2 separate regions of the Homo sapiens genome follow, and region 1 is linked to region 2. A link is an interaction called in ENCODE POLR2A ChIA-PET data of the cell type or tissue named here. Cell type or tissue: Panc1. All regions are shown on one strand. Each heading gives the region's core, and the rest is flanking DNA. Links, peaks and the distances in the headings are about the cores only. Region 1 overlaps MOSMO (modulator of smoothened). Region 2 overlaps SDR42E2 (short chain dehydrogenase/reductase family 42E, member 2).

The links. Peaks named below come from ENCODE experiments on the same cell type or tissue, not always from the same donor. Only the 100,000 strongest peaks of a DNase experiment are listed, where the experiment ranks them.
Region 1: POLR2A ChIA-PET joins it to region 2 with 15 read pairs; 5 of 35 experiments call an interaction of 5 or more read pairs at or near these places.

The regions. Positions count from the first base shown.
Region 1 is chr16:22,015,698-22,018,619 of GRCh38, forward strand. The region is part of intron 1 of MOSMO (modulator of smoothened); the gene reads left to right. Among named protein-coding and RNA genes, the nearest start is that of MOSMO, 9.0 kb to the left of the region's middle. In Panc1, for the core only: no CTCF peak of the experiment used is centred there; no DNase peak of the experiment used is centred there; H3K27ac peaks cover 673 bases.
Region 2 is chr16:22,165,510-22,168,431 of GRCh38, forward strand. SDR42E2 (short chain dehydrogenase/reductase family 42E, member 2) reads left to right here. Exons shown (of 13, transcript NM_001394319.2): 2 at 38-128; 3 at 741-925; 4 at 1,395-1,490. The coding sequence starts at 74. Among named protein-coding and RNA genes, the nearest start is that of SDR42E2, 4.5 kb to the left of the region's middle. In Panc1, for the core only: no CTCF peak of the experiment used is centred there; no DNase peak of the experiment used is centred there.

The sequences.
Region 1 (2,922 bases), core at 166-2,665, 150 kb before region 2:
CAATAGGAAATTAGATCTCCTGAACAAAGCATTAATATTTCCTTTACAACCTTAGTTCCAAACATCATCTCTTTTATCATTACCAACAGAGATGGAGCCACTTCAGAATTAAGACTATAAATAAGCCTAAATGTTTTTGGAGAAGGGGAATTTAGGATGAAGAACATGAACAGCAGGCATGAGTAAATGGAAATCACTAAAAGAAGGAAATTCAGAAGAAAAAAAATTAGAGTAAAGACTGCTGATGCATTTGTTAGATTGGCCATACTTATTGAGTCCTTCCTTATTTGGCTGCCAGAACCCCTTTCAAATTTTGCATAGTAATAGTTACATATATCAGTTCTCCACTGTTCTGCTTAGTGTGACCAAAAACATCATTGTTTAATCCCTTTCCTGGTAAATACTGAGTTTGTATTGGAGTTGCAGTATAGTAAAATGGTTCTGTAGGATTTGGAGTCAGGCATATCTCTATTTGATTCTTGGATTCCTTTTTTATTAGCTTTATGATTTGGGGCATGTAATTTGATTTTTCAGCTATAAAATGGAGACAATACATTTACCTCAAAGGATAGTTGTGAGGAGATAAAATGTGGCATATAAGAGATTAGCACATTGTCCGATACTTAGTAAATGCTCAAATGTTAGTCATTTATTACATAAAAGCTCAAAACATCTGGATTTTTAGTGTTTCCCTTTTGTACTGTCTGTCTTATTTATTTACTTATACCTGCCTTGTTCCAGAAAGAGATTTAAGGCAACATAATGTGTCTGTATTTGAATGTTCGTGAACCCAGCTGGGTCCAATCTGGGAAGAGAGACTGCATAGTCAGTTGTTGTGGTAATACACACTTATGGGACACATGTAACTACCAAAACCAAGGAGTACTTGGGTTTTTATGTTTCTGGAACAGATTGAAGAGGTTTTCTAAGTGAAAGACAGCCTAGCATAGTGGAAATGGCACACGGGCTTTGGGGCAAACCAACATGTAGCCAAGTCCCTGTCCTACTATTTACGAGCCGTGTAATTGATCTTAGACAAGTTGCAGTTGAGGGTTTTTATTAATGAAAATTATATCATTCAGACCTGATTAATACCTCTTTCAGCACTTCCAATAGTTATGCAGGTTTAGACTCCAACTTTGTTCTCCTGTGGGTTAAAGAATATTAACCACAGTGTATTGTTAAGATCATTTAGTTCAGAGGTTAGTTTTAAAGGAATTTAAGAGCTGGTAGTACAGTTGGAGTATCAAGTCAATTTTTCTCACCTCAAAGTGTGAAAATAAGTTTGAAATATATGAGATAGTTGGTTCTTTATAGAAACCTGGCAAGCGATATAGCTGAAGATTTAGTTTATGGAATAAATTTTTTTCTAGTTACTAGCTTCTGTAATGCAACTGTGAGTTCATTTTTTCCATAACCCATTTCAATGCATACTTAGGTGGTGGGCCATATTGCATAATCTTATAGGGGAAATTTAGACATGTAATGAAGTGTTCCTGTTTATGAAATTGTCACCATTGAATTATAAATAAGAACTTGTTCGTGCAACCTGAATGCATAATTATTTACATAGTGACCGTGTTTGATATGCTTCTCTAAGAGACCCAGGAAATTAGGTTGTACGGTGACAGCAGTGACAAGTATATAGGTATAAATTTCATATTTACAGCTTTACCTTTGTGATGGTTTATATAACATGACATTCATGTCTTTTTGGTTGTCAGAATGTTGTATTTTCAAGTTCTGAAGCTACACCTTTTTTTCCAAGTACTTTCTAGAATTCCCCGCCCAACTAAGCAGCTAGCAGCTTTATAATTAGAAAACCTGATCCGATTGATAACAACAGATTGAAAGTAGCAGTTATTTCATCCTTTATCAACTACAAACTGATGAAAAAGTAATGTTGGGAAAGCTGTTGTAGAAATCCTAAAGAGGCTTAGATAAGAGCCATGAGGAAACCTGAAGATCTTTGAATATCAGGATACCTAAAAATAGGTACCTGGATTAAAACCATTTTTCAATAATATACCCTTACTGTGTATTTCACCTAAATTTACTGTGTTTGTAAACTTTACTGTGCATTCTCTTGTTAACTGCAAATTACACGGAGGAGAATTCTTGCCAAATATGCAATGAGCAAGTAGAATGTGACGTTCCTTTGGGGTTTATTGCTTTAGAGTTGACAAAAAAAAAGAGCATTTGGGTTTGGGTGTTGCTATCAATGGTACTTACATGTATTTGTGAATATGTACCAACTAACATGTATAGTTTGCTTAAGGGAAGTTTCAGTGTGTGACTCCAGTTCACTTTTGAAGCAAACTGACAAATCTTTGAATCACTGCTTTTTTTTTTAATTAGCAAAAGGCTGCACTTTGTGTGTCTCATTATACTAGCTTTGCTATAAATAAAATATCACATTTGGCATTTTGACACTTGCCGTTGTATATATTGAGCAAAAAGGCAGCTGTTGACTTTTAATATAGATCTGTTCAACTAGGGACCATATTCTACTATAGTTAGAGATTAAACAGGAGTAGAAAAAAATGCAGTTGGGTGGGTCAAGTAAGAAAAAGGAAGAACAAAATTTCATTATTGCAATATATTCACAGTAAGTTGTTTACCTGGAACATGGTTGGGTCCAATTTCAGCCATAATAATAGAAGTTCTTTTCAAAAATAGGCCATGTTCAGATCAGTTCTGCTGACCAGGCCACTGACCTCCAAAGACAAAAATCTTTAAGGCCACTTAGACTGTCAAAGAGATATGACCATTTGATTTATAAGGTACCATCATTTTGATAAAAGAAATCTTTAATTTACTATGAATATTTTAAAAATCTTCCCATAGATATTCCCTATGCGATTGGACTTCATTCCAGACCATCTTGCAACAAATGCTATTGACGTATTTGTGGTCTGTAAG
Region 2 (2,922 bases), core at 90-2,589:
TTCTAGAGCATTCTTTCTTCTATTTTTTTTCCCACAGGTGGTCGGTTTCTGGGTCTGCATGGCTCAGTAGAGGATGAAGTCCAACCCCCCACGCTCCTCCCTAGAGGCCTGCAAAGCTGCAGGCCAGGGTGAGAAGAGCTGCCCTGTCTGCCAGGCCTGTGGAGAGGTCTCAGGTCCAAGGTCTGGCTCAGGGTCTGAGTCAAGGCCTGCACCAAAGCCTGGTGCCATTCCAGGGCCTGGACTGGGGCCCAAAGCTATTCCAGGACCTCAGGCGGGTTCTGGTACTGTTCCGAGGCCTGGTGCTATTTCAGGGACTGGACCAGGTCTAGGGCCTGGGCCAGGAGCTGGGTCTGTACCTGGGCCAGGAGCTGGGTCCGTACCTGGTCTAGGAGCTAGGTCCGTACCTGGGCCAGGAGCTGGGTCCGTACCTGGGCCAGGAGCTGGGTCCGTACCTGGGCCAGGAGCTGGGTCTGTACCTGGACCAGGAGCTGGGTCGGGACCTGGTCTAGGAGGTGGGTTGGGACCTGGTGTAGGAGCTGGGCCAGGAGCTGGGTCTGTACCTGGGCCGGGAGCTGGATCGGTACCTGGGCCGGGAGCTGGATCGGTACCTGGGCCGGGAGCTGGATCAGTACCTGGGGCAGGAGCTGGGTCTACACCTGAGCCAGAGCTAGGGCCTGGGCTCAGACAGGGGTCTGGGACTGGGCCCAGACCCAGTGAGTCAACAACAACCCCAACACCAGCGCCGCAGCAGAAGACTCAAGCCAAACCTACAAAGGCTGCCAGGCAGAAGGTTCTAGTGACTGGAGGAGGAGGCTACCTGGGCTTCAGCCTGGGATCCCACCTAGCCAAGAGCGGCACTTCCGTCATTCTGCTTGACCGCCGCAGACCCCAGTGGGAACTGTCCCCGGAAACCAAGTTCATCCAGGTACAAGGAACAAGGGTCTTAATAGACTGGGGCAGTGGTGATGGTCAGGGGACAGTGTTTGATGTGAAACCTGTGGTGTGGAGTTTAGGGGCACACTGTTTGAAGCCAGACTGTTTGAGCTATAGCTCTGGCTCTGGTGCTACCAGCTGGGTAGCTATGGTCACAGAAAGGGGACAATAGTAACCAACACCTACTTCACAGGGTCTCATTGGGAGTTGATGAGACAGTGCACATAAACCTAGCACAGCCCCTGTCACCTACAGAGCGTGATGAATGAGCACGGGATGTTGCTCACGGTGCCCTGTAGAATCATTTAGTGAATCCTGCCCCACCAGCCTTTCCTGATGCTACAGAGGCTTGGCCTGGGCTGGGTCAGGGGGCCAGTTCTGAGACCAGGCAAGGTGCAGAGGTGTTATCTCTTGCCTTGGACTTGAACCCCCTGCCCTCATCTCTTCTTCCTCTGGTGCAGGCTGATGTCCGAGATGAAGAAGCCCTGTACCGTGCCTTCGAAGGGGTGGACTGTGTCTTCCACGTGGCTTCCTATGGAATGTCCGGGGCTGAGAAGGTGGGCTCCTCACACACAACACCTGGAGTTAGACAGAGTGGGGTTCCAGTCCTGGCTCTGCCCTCACACCCATGCATTCCCTATCATGCTTCACCTATTATAGGAGGGACTTGGGCTACTCCCACCCTGCATCCTGCATCCATGACACCAAATACCAGTTCTGCCATTTTTTTTTTTTTTTTTTTTTTTTTTTTTTTTTTTTTTGAGACTGAGTCTCACTCTGTCACCCAGGCTGGAGTGCAGTGGCACAATCTCAGCTCACTGCAACTTCCATCTCCCAGGTTCAAGTGGTTCTTCTGCCTCAGCCTCCTGAGTAGCTGGGATTACAGGTGCCACCAACACGCCCAGCTAATTTTTGTATTTTTAGTAGAAACAGGGTTTCACCATGTTGGCCAGGCTGGTCTCAAGCTCCTGACCTCAGGTGATCTGCCCGCCTTGGCCTCCCAAAGTGCTGGGATTACAGGCAGGAGCCACCGCACCCGGCCCCATTTCTGCCATTTTATAACTGTGTTATCTAGGGCAAGTTTATTTAACCTCTTTGATCCTCTTTCATCATCTGGAAAGTGAGGATATTACTATTGGTAATATCACAACCTCTTCAGAGAGCAATGTAATAGTATCCACCAAAACATATGTATACCCGTTGCCTCAGAAATTACACTCATTTGTGTATTTGCAGCATTGTTTTTAATAACAAAACACCAGAAATAACCTATCAGTTGAGGACTATTTAAATAAATTGTGTTTTACAGTCAAATTCTATGCAGCCATTCAAAAGAAAGAGGTAACTCAAAGTGTGCAGATTAAAAAAATAGTTTCCAAGGTGCAAAGCAGTGTTTGGCATTCTCCTGTTTGTTTCCAAAAAAAGCTAAAGAAACTATTTATTTCTATAGTCACACATGCTTATATGCTGATATTAATAAGAATAGATTATCTCGAGAAACACCGGAAATTTAACAGTGGCTGCCTCTGGGGAGGGAAAAGGAAGATTTGGAATCAGGAGTAGGAGGGAACCTTCTTTTTCACTATACACCCATTTTACTGTTTGAATTCTTTTTAACCTTGATCGTGTTGCCTATGAAACAAAAACAGCCACAACAAGAATAAATATAGAGCCAGGTGTGGTGGCTCACACCTGTAATCCCAGCACTTTGGGAGGCCAAGGTGGGAGGATTGCTTGAGCCCAGGAGTTCGAGACCAGCCTGGGCAACATAGTGAGACCCCTATCTCTATTTAAAAATAATAAAAGTAAATTTTATTATTTTTATTTATTTATTTATTTTTGAGACGGAGTTTCGCTCAGTCACCAAGGCTGGTGTGCAGTGATATGATCTCAGCTCACTGCAGCCTCCACCTCCCAGGCTCAAGCGATTCTTCTGCCTCAGACTCCTGAGTAGCTAAGATTACAGTTGCACGCCACCACACCTGGCTA